Linked DNA regions of Homo sapiens: region 2 is linked to region 1. A link is an interaction called in ENCODE POLR2A ChIA-PET data of the cell type or tissue named here. Cell type or tissue: PC-9. All regions are shown on one strand.

Region 1 (5,000 bases):
CCCATTTTGCTTGAAAGTCCATGCCTTACCTCCTTAATCACATAGTTAGTATCACCTAGTTAAGAAGTGTTCCTGGTTAGAAGACTACCCTTCAGAGTTTACCATTAAAGGCAATATAACAGTATTCCTATCGTTTGCTCTTTAACTTCTGTGACAGTTGCCTATACCTGTCTTTGCAGGATTACATCCATCTATTCCATATAAAAATGGTAGACTGGGATTTGTTTGGATTTGTATAGCTATAACAGCTCATCAATATGTGCAACAAGCACCTTTACTCATTGCTGACAAGTGTGTAGTGTTCGTATACAGTAGAATGCCTTTTAGAACTCAAACAGGAAAGTGAGAGAAAGCCCACATACAACAAGATTCATAAAGAAAATGGAGAAGGTCAGGAGAAAGTCAGGACAGGAATAAAAAGACCTGCCAAGAACCATTTCACTTTTTTGACTGAAGCAAACCTTCAAATCAGAACATGTGGATTCAAACACAAAGCACATAACAAACAAAGAATTTTTAAAAATTTACTTACAATGTAATTGATCCATTATTGTTGGTCAAAGACTAAAAAACTGATCAACAGTTTCCTATATAAATGGTAGGTAATCTCCATGTAATCGGTGTTGTATCTCAACTAGACTACATAAAGACTCTTAGGGTAGAAATTGTAAAAATCAGCTCTTGTACTTCTCCCCGTTTTTCCAATCTTCTCCCCAGCCCCAAATCACAGCCATTCATAAAATCCTGTATACAGCAAGTGTCTAAAAATATATATTTCTGGCTTGTAATTTTTTAATGTGAGAAGGAAACATTCAAACAATATGTTGAGACCCTAAGACAAAATTAAAGGAAGTTAGATAACATTAAACCAGCCTTATTCTTTCCTCTATTGCTGGTAACTCTTCCTTAAAGAGCTGATCCTCGTACCTCATTACTGGTCCACCCAAAGCTGTCAGTGAGGTCTGCTGTGGATGCAGCTTCCTGGTCTAAGAGCAGAAGCTGAGCAAACAAGCGCTGTAACTGTAAAGGGATGATTCGAACCTGAATGAGAAACAAACACATTTCTAAATGAATTCTTTAAGTGTTGACTAAGGCTTTTGAAAACAACTGCATACTAGCTTTTTTATATCTCCCAGTTCATTCAGGAGAAAGTTTATAAATATCCTATTATAAGGGAAAAACTAATTATGATTCAGTTCTTCTGTGAAAATTATAATGCAATCTAAAAAATAATAGTTATTTGGAGTTTTCTACCTTGATATGGTTCAGACAAACATTAAAACTCAAATAGGCCTTAATAAACCACTCAACTGATTACAGATTGACAGTAGTTTGAATCTCTTCTAATAGTCCATTATTTCTCTAAAATACCTCTGATACACACAATTTCCCCTCTGTAGAAATTTTCCAGGCACAATACTGTATCTCGCTCTGGAGTTCTCAGCACACCCTGCCTCACTTTCTCCTGGCTCCAAGTGAGTTCCTGCCTTACTTGATGTGGTGAGGGCTGGGGCAGACTGAGCAATGTTGCTCAGAGTCTGGTCTGTAGGCTAGACTTTAAGTATTTAAAGGAGAATAAGCATTTAGAAATTGTAATGGCAATTTGACATTCCCATGGCATTTTTATTATATACTAGAAAAGTGCTAATCTGCAACAGATTGGGAATAAAAAGAAATACACAAAAACAGGTCCTTTGCCACACAGGTAGCCTGAGAAGTACTGGGCTAGATCATGAAAGACTCCTAAGAAGTACAAATTTGAGCCTGAACATGGTAAGAAACTTTTGAGTTATGTTTAAGCAGGGAGGAACATGATTAGATATGCACTTTAAATATCACCACAATAACAAACAAAATAATTAACTCATTACTCAATTTATTTCCAGAGTACCAAATTGAAAGAATACTAGCCTCTATTTTTTTTTGTGTGGGGTGGAGAGGTCGGTATTGTTGCAAAAAAAGTGCTTTAAATAGACTTCTGGGGGAAGCTAATGTGGATGTTCTGCAAATATTTCCTTCACCAGAAGAAAGAATAAGCATAGTAAAGAGTGTTACATGTTTATAAAGCAGTAGCAGTATTGTACTTGGAAAACTGATTCTTTCTCGGAAGGCAAATTCCATTACCCATAGGGTATAGGCCAAGTCACTTTCTGGAAATAAAGAGCATATTTGATAATTAATAAAATTATTGCTTTGTGAACAAGCCACTTAATTCCTTCTTTAAAAAAAATTTTCTGAATACGCTAAAACACCCCAGTAAATCATAGATGTAATACCTTTGCATCGGGTTTATCCTTATCTTCAAACAAACCAAGCTCTTCTGGGCCAAGAGAAAATAAAGTTCATATGGAACCAAAAAAGAGCCCGCATCGCCAAGTCAATCCTAAGCCAAAAGAACAAAGCTGGAGGCATCACACTACCTGACTTCAAACTATACTACAAGGGTACAGTAACCAAAACAGCATGGTACTGGTACCAAAACAGAGATATAGATCAATGCAACAGAACAGAGCCCTCACAAATAATGCCACATATCTACAACTATCTGATCTTTGACAAACCTGAGAAAAACAAGCAATGGGGAAAGGATTCCCTATTTAATAAATGGTGCTGGGAAAACTGGCTAGCCATATGTAGAAAGCTGAAACTGGATCCCTTCCTTACACCTTATACAAAAATCAATTCAAGATGGATTAAAGACTTAAACGTTAGACCTAAAACCATAAAAACCCTAGAAGAAAACCTAGGCATTACCATTCAGGACATACGCATGGGTAAGGACTTCATGTCTAAAACACCAAAAGCAATGGCAACCAAAGACAAAATTGACAAATGGGATCTAATTAAACTAAAGAGCTTCTGCACAGCAAAAGAAACTACCATCAGAGTGAACAGGCAACCTACAAAATGGGAGAAAATTTTCGCAACCTACTCATCTGACAAAAGGGCTAATATCCAGAATCTACAATGAACTCAAACAAATTTACAAGAAAAAAACAAACAACCCCATCAAAAAGTGGGCGAAGGACATGAACAGACACTTCTCAAAAGAAGACATTTATGCAGCCAAAAAACACATGAAAAAATGCTCATCATCACTGGCCATCAGAGAAATGCAAATCAAAACCACAATGAGATACCACCTCACACCAGTTAGAATGGCAATCATTAAAAAGTCAGGAAACAACAGGTGCTGGAGAGGATGTGGAGAAATAGGAACACTTTTACACTGTTGGTGGGACTGTAGTTCAACCATTGTGGAAGTCAGTGTGGCGATTCCTCAGGGATCTAGAACTAGAAATACCATTTGACCCAGCCATCCCATTACTGGGTATATACCCAAAGGACTATAAATCATGCTGCTATAAAGACACATGCACACGTATGTTTATTGTGGCATTATTCACAATAGCAAAGACTTGGAACCAACCCAAATGTCCAACAATGATAGACTGGATTAAGAAACTGTGGCACATATACACCATGGAATACTATGCAGCCATAAAAAATGATGAGTTCATGTCCTTTGTAGGGACATGGATGAAATTGGAAATCATCATTCTCAGTAAACTATCGCAAGAACAAAAAACCAAACACCACATATTCTCACTCGTAGGTGGGAATTGAACAATGAGAACACATGGACACAGGAAGGGGAACATCACACTCTGGGGACTGTTGTGGGTTGGGGGGAGGGGGGAGGGATAGCATTGGGAGGTATACCTAATGCTAGATGATGAGTTAGTGGGTGCAGCGCACCAGCATGGCACATGTATACATATGTAACTAACCTGCACATTGTGCACATGTACCCTAAAACTTAAAGTATAATAATAATAATAATAAAAATACCTTTGCATCGGGTTTATCCTTATCTTCAAACAAACCAAGCTCTTCTGGGCCAAGAGAAAATAGAGCTTCTAAAGAAAAAGGTAGAATCAGAGATGCAAATGACATCATTTCATTTTAAAAAATTGTTTTAGAAAGCCAAGACCACCTTTAAGTAAAATCAAGTAGATTCAGAAATATGATTGTGGCAATATTTATACCTTACTCTATACACTTTACTTTCTTGTAACATTTTTAACCAGTGACTCTAAGAAAATAGTGTCATGCTAAGGCTTCAGCATTTCCTAATTCTAGGAAAGGAAAATAATCTTTATGCATAAAACTAAAAACAGTAACATCAGAAATCTTTCATGGCTTCCCACTGTCTATGGCATCAGGTCCCAAAAGCCCAAGAATCTCAGGAAATACAGTAGTGTTGCAGTTTTCCTGCCACATGTAAGGCTAACAAACATCCTTTCGTGGGAAGGATCCTCTTTTACTCTGAGATGCCCTTTTTTTTGGTGTGAAAATGTCTTTTCCGTGTTGAAGGTAATAACAGATGGCAGTGGTCTTATCTGGAAAAAGAAGTTGGCAACCCCATGCGAGTCTCCAGAATTTCTTTATCACCCAACATCTAGGTGATGTGCCACCCAATGGGGCATACCTGAATCTTTTGAGAAGTCTGTATCCGAGCCTAGGTAGGAACTCTTACTGGGAAACTCTGATATACTCTAGGGATACAAGGAATGGGATAAATGTGTCTCCCTATTGAAAAACTATTGCTACCCTAGTGCTTACTGTTAATGAATGTTATATTCTTTCTAAGTGCTGGGACTCGGCAAAAATGAACTACAAATCTACAAGTTAAAGCATAAAACCATACAAAAACTTTTATAATAATCTCCCAGTACTCTCAGCTACATTGTAATGGAGTACAATGGAACCCAATGTAGCCCTATTATTTAAAATACTATTCCAAAATTTCCCCCGCCAGTTCTCTGACAGTCCTTATTCTTTCCAAATTATACCTCCCTGTCAGTCACCATCAGGATTCAGGCTAAGCTATACAAGCAGTGCACATTGTGCACTAAGATGTCAAATCATATGCTTGGCCAGCAATCCCCTCTGCTGGAGAGGAAGTTGGCCTGGGACTCTCAGTACTACTCTTGCCT
Region 2 (5,000 bases), 290 kb before region 1:
AAGAATCTTTAACGCATTGCTGTCATAGCCAAGTGGTTTAGGATCTAACTAGAAAATGACATTAGCATTTGCGGAACCGATTAATCACAGAACTGTTCAGGAGAATCAAAGAATGTCTTGCCTTTCTTTCCAGGGATGATGACATTGAGGTCATTGTGGATGAAACTTCTGATCACACAGAAGAGACCTCTCCTGTGCGAGCCATCAGCAGAGCAGCCACGTAAGTAGGCAGGTTTGGGCCAGGGAAAAGACAGCTTGAGGAGCAATATGAAGGCACATCTGTGGACATGACAAAGAATGCAGTCAGATGCACCCAACCCCTTACCCCTTTTCTGGGACACCCAGCGTCGAACACACCACAGAGGTGTCCAGTCTTTCTCAGTTCACCTCTGCTTAATGGGAGGGAAGCAGAACACGGGTGGCTTCAAATGCTTCTAAATACAAAAAAATGTAGTGGCTTACTCAAATATGGACAGTGAAACCTTATTAAGCAGAATGATTGTTTAGGTTTGATCATCCTGTTTCATTCTTACTAGGGCTTCCCCCCGCCCGCACCGCCCTTCAAGAGTGGGGATTGGTTACTAACAGTCAGAAATTGTGAAGTTAGTTAGCCAGGAATTGTGAGGTTAGTTGTCTAATGCTTTATTTCCAGGGAAATTAATTTAATACTAGGGAACCTTGTTTCTTTTGAAACTTCTAGGCTGGGTTTTCCCTTTCCCTTCCCACTGTTTTCTGGCAGTTTGGTACTGTGTTGGGTTTCTCTTGGCTGGGGTTTGGGAACTAAGTGGGAAACATATTCCCAGTTACCTGTTTTTGTGGGCTGTTTATTGATTGATTATTTGGGCAAAATGTTTCTAAGGTTTAAACCTATCCTCCCCTCCTCTTTAGTAAGCGACTCTCGCAGCCTGCTGGAGGCCTTCTGGATTCTATCACTAATATCTTTGGGTAGGTTAGAAGACCTTTCCTTTTTAAATGTGTATAAGTATACCTAAGTATATGTACATGACTTATTTTTATTCTTTAAATGTACACCAGGTGTCAGTGATGCAGAGTATACATATGCCTTAATATCAGCTTTTCATTTAGCTTCTTCCTTTTTTCCTCAACTTCCTTTCCTCTTAATCTCGCTGCGTGCTGATCTCTGGCCTTTCCCTTTAGTCTGTCCGAGTCTCCCCTTTTGGGACATCATTCTTCTTCTGATGCTGCCAGGTGAAACTATTATCCTCTCTTAGTCCAGCATGTGAGTGTGGGTCCTTAACAATTATGCCAATCACCGCTTCACTGCCCTCAGTCATCAGATGTTCACGTGCTAACGAGGATGCTTTGCATGTTCCTAGGAATGCCGGGAGCCCTCAGAGCAGGGCTGCCAGGTTGAACACTTTGTACAGTACTCATGCTCTTGTTGCTTTCTTTTGGCATGCGTTAGACTCCACATTGATCACAAGTGATGAGGTTGATTCTAACTAGGCATAGAAATAAAATAGTTTTGCAAAAAAGACCAAAGAGCTACCTCTGAGCTAGCTGTTACATTAAGTTGAGAAAGTTTCCCAGCAGCTTATTGACTGGGTAAGCAGTTGTTCAGGATTGCTTTTCATTGTTGGGTTTTGGAGTCCACAGGTTAGTGTGCAGGAGAGTAAGGCATGTGCTGGCTCTCTTTCTCATTTGAGTGAGGGTGCTTTTGATTTTTTTGTGAATTGTTCTGTAGTTTGAAGAATCTAGAAGGACAGGCTATCAACAGAGGCAGTCTGCTTAAGCAAGGTCGTCTTGGAGTCCTTTCTAACAATTTGATGAGCAGTAAACCTCTGCAATCCTGTCTAATATTTGTCTTTATGTTATTTCTTAGGAGACGCTCTGTCTCTTCCTTCCCAGTCCCCCAGGACAATGTGGATACTCATCCTGGTTCTGGTAAAGAAGTGAGGGTACCAGCTACTGCCTTGTGTGTCTTCGTAAGTATGCTTCAGCCCCGAACCCTACCACGCTTGATATGGTGACAGAGCCTGGCAATTAAAGGGTCCTTTCTAGGCCTGCAGCTAAGCATTCCATTGTTTTACTTATATCAAGCCTTTCCACCTTTTGGCTCTGTCAGCTGTGAGAAATTGATATATTTTGCTTAGTTTCAGAGGACAAAATTTGTTACAACCATCCTCTGTAATGGCAGAGCTGACTGAGAAAGGATTGCTAGCATGAGGGATGGGGCAAAGGAAAAGTAATTAGGGATTGTGAAAAATGGGAGAGGGATTTATATAATTATTGTCACCAATTGGCTCCAGTTTAGAGTGAGTTGCCAGTCAGTGGTGTATTATGGAAGTTCAGTAGGACAGCTGTTGGTTTCATGAATTATATCCCTATCTGTATGACTCCCAGCCATTAGGGGTCTATGACTGGAAGCAGTCCTGGGCAGAAGCCACGGTGATGGATACCAGGGCTGTCACCCGGAGTTCAGAGCTGGGTCCTAGTACTAGCAGGTAGTTTGCATCCCAGCTGGGGTAGTTGAGCAGAAATTGAACCAGCCTGGGGAAACATTCAGTACCTGGCTCAGAACTGTCAAAGCATGAGGAGGGTAGGAAACAGAGCACAAAGAACAGAACCTGGAGAGTTGGACTGACTCCAGTACTGGCCTAATAACTGGCAGCGGGTAAGTGAAAGGAGCCAGCTTTCAAAGCAGGGAAGATTTTGCCGTAAAAATGGGATGGAATTTATATGGTGGGAGCTTTGGGTTCCAGGTATAAGGAGGGACTTAGCTAGTTACACAGTGGACTGGCTGAGTGATGAACTGCCTTGACTGTTGTAAAGAGAGTTCCGCTTTGGAGGAGGAGTTGGGATGGGGCGCATCAACGCCCCTTCCCAGTCCCACTCCACTCCTGTGATTCCATGATGCACCGGGCACCTGCAGAGGTCGATGATGATTGGTAAAAGGTCTGATTGCACTGAATGTCACGGTCCCTTTGTTGCCCTCAACTCCCAGCAGCCCATTTTTTCCCTCCCGTCACATTTAAGTCATGTGTATGGGATCATGGAGCAGCTGATAATTTGGGATTCTGTCAGTGTGTGTTTCTGAGAGTGATCGGCTCACAGCTGACGAGTATCCAACAAAACCAGTTACACAGGAGACTGACGAGTGGCAGTCATGGGTGTGATGGTGCATGATCTCAAGTTTTCAATCTGAGACCTCCTAAGGAGAAAGAAACCATAAAAAAGAAAAGGAAATTTCATGGGGGTAAAAGGTTTGGTCACCTGTCATACTTTTCAGCAGTGGGTCACAAGAGGGAGGCAAAGTGGAAAATGAAGTTACCAAAGTGATGCCTGTTGCCCAGCCTGTTAATAGTCACTCCCTCCGTGATACTTCAAGCATTTTATTTTTTTTTAGTCCCAAGCAAATGTAAATATCACATATTCTCTTCCCCAAGTGACCTTTTAGACAAGTGATTATCTACTTAACAATCTCATATTGATAGTCTATGTTTTCTAGTCTTTCTTTTCCTTCTCTATTATAGAAATTTCCAAACATACGCAGTATCTCTTCCCCCCCACACTTATGCTGGAGCAATTTGAAGCCAATTCTAGGCATTATATTTCATCCAAAAATATTTTACTGCCCATAATCTTCTTAAGAGAGTATAGTGAATTTTTCGATTATTCCCTTTTCCCATTCTAGAATGGGATGCTGAGTCTCACTCTGTTATCCAGGCGGGAGTACAGTAGCACAATCTCAGCTCAGTGCAGTCTCAACCTTGGGCTGAAGCAATCCTCCCACCTCAGCCTCTTGAGTAGCTGGAACAATAGGTATGCGCTACCACACCTGGCTAATTTTTGTTTTTTAGTTTTTAAGAGACGAGGTTTCGCCACGTTGCCCAGGCTGGTCTTGAACTCCTGAGCTCATGCGATCTGCCCACCTCGGTCTCCCGAAGTGCTGGGATCACAGATGTGTGCCACTGCACCCAGCCAGGATGCTTTTTTACTTGGTTTTCTTTCTTATCCTGAACATAAGTACCATCTTTTGCCAGTGTTTATGCCAGTATTAGAAATTTCCCTGTGAAGAATATAAATTCTCTTAAAATAACGACTGTCATTTTTATCTAAGGCTTATGCATTAACAGGCACCATTCTGGGTTGCAAAAACCTTTCTGGAGCTGAGCAAACTGAGATTTCAGAAACTTGGCAGAGGTCACACTGCCAGTACACACTAGTCCCATAATGTTTCCAGAAAGAACTACATAGAATTCCATTATAACACAGATTGATGTTTTTGCCATCTACTTATATTAGGACTCATTGCGAAAGCTGTATTATGAGAGGCCATGTGCTATACATTATTTAAATATGTAGTATTTAATATTATTAGTAAATTAGTAATTACTAGTAGATCAATAAGTAGTATTAACTCAGTCTGGACCAAAATTAATTCTAGGTTTACTTTTAAACTATTAAGATAAATATAGGCCATTATTGTTAGAACAGATGAAATTAATGCAAGGACCAACTTTAAGCAGTCTACACAGATTTTGAGTACTTTTTGAGAAGGTTGCACTGCACTCTAATGCAACTGTAACTAGAAGAATAAAATGATAATAGAATCTTAGTTGACCTGGGCTAGGAGTCCAGTTTAGTTTATGATTGGCTCCACCTGTCTTTAAGGATGAGTGTTTCCCCATGAATTAGGCATTTGGAGTGTTCGCGCATCTTGAGCTCTTGGGATGAGAATGACTGGGTTTGACACAGGGTGCTTGTCTTGCAGGATGCACATGATGGGGAAGTCAACGCTGTGCAGTTCAGTCCAGGTTCCCGGTTACTGGCCACTGGAGGCATGGACCGCAGGGTTAAGCTTTGGGAAGTATTTGGAGGTGAGAGCCTGCTGCATGTTCTCAGACTGAAAACTTGAGATGATGCACCCTTGCACTGCAGAAAGAAGCTGTGTTGCTGGCATCTGGTTGACCTTGCTTTCAGGCACTGTGAATTGTTCATTTTCTCAAAACATACATTTTATGTAAGGGATCGTTTGA

What was found. ChIA-PET counts read pairs that join two places held together with the same protein. Peaks named below come from ENCODE experiments on the same cell type or tissue, not always from the same donor. Only the 100,000 strongest peaks of a DNase experiment are listed, where the experiment ranks them.
Region 2: POLR2A ChIA-PET joins it to region 1 with 6 read pairs; 2 of 35 experiments call an interaction of 5 or more read pairs at or near these places.

Annotation. Positions count from the first base shown.
Region 1 is chr2:233,558,884-233,563,883 of GRCh38, forward strand. USP40 (ubiquitin specific peptidase 40) reads right to left here. Exons shown (of 32, transcript NM_001365479.2): 3 at 3,853-3,920; 4 at 928-1,041. Among named protein-coding and RNA genes, the nearest start is that of USP40, 5.4 kb to the right of the region's middle. In PC-9, no CTCF peak of the experiment used is centred here; no DNase peak of the experiment used is centred here; H3K27ac peaks cover 1,678 bases.
Region 2 is chr2:233,272,833-233,277,832 of GRCh38, forward strand. ATG16L1 (autophagy related 16 like 1) reads left to right here. Exons shown (of 18, transcript NM_030803.7): 7 at 134-220; 8 at 889-945; 9 at 1,844-1,946; 10 at 4,736-4,841. It also overlaps SCARNA5. Among named protein-coding and RNA genes, the nearest start is that of ATG16L1, 24 kb to the left of the region's middle. In PC-9, no CTCF peak of the experiment used is centred here; no DNase peak of the experiment used is centred here.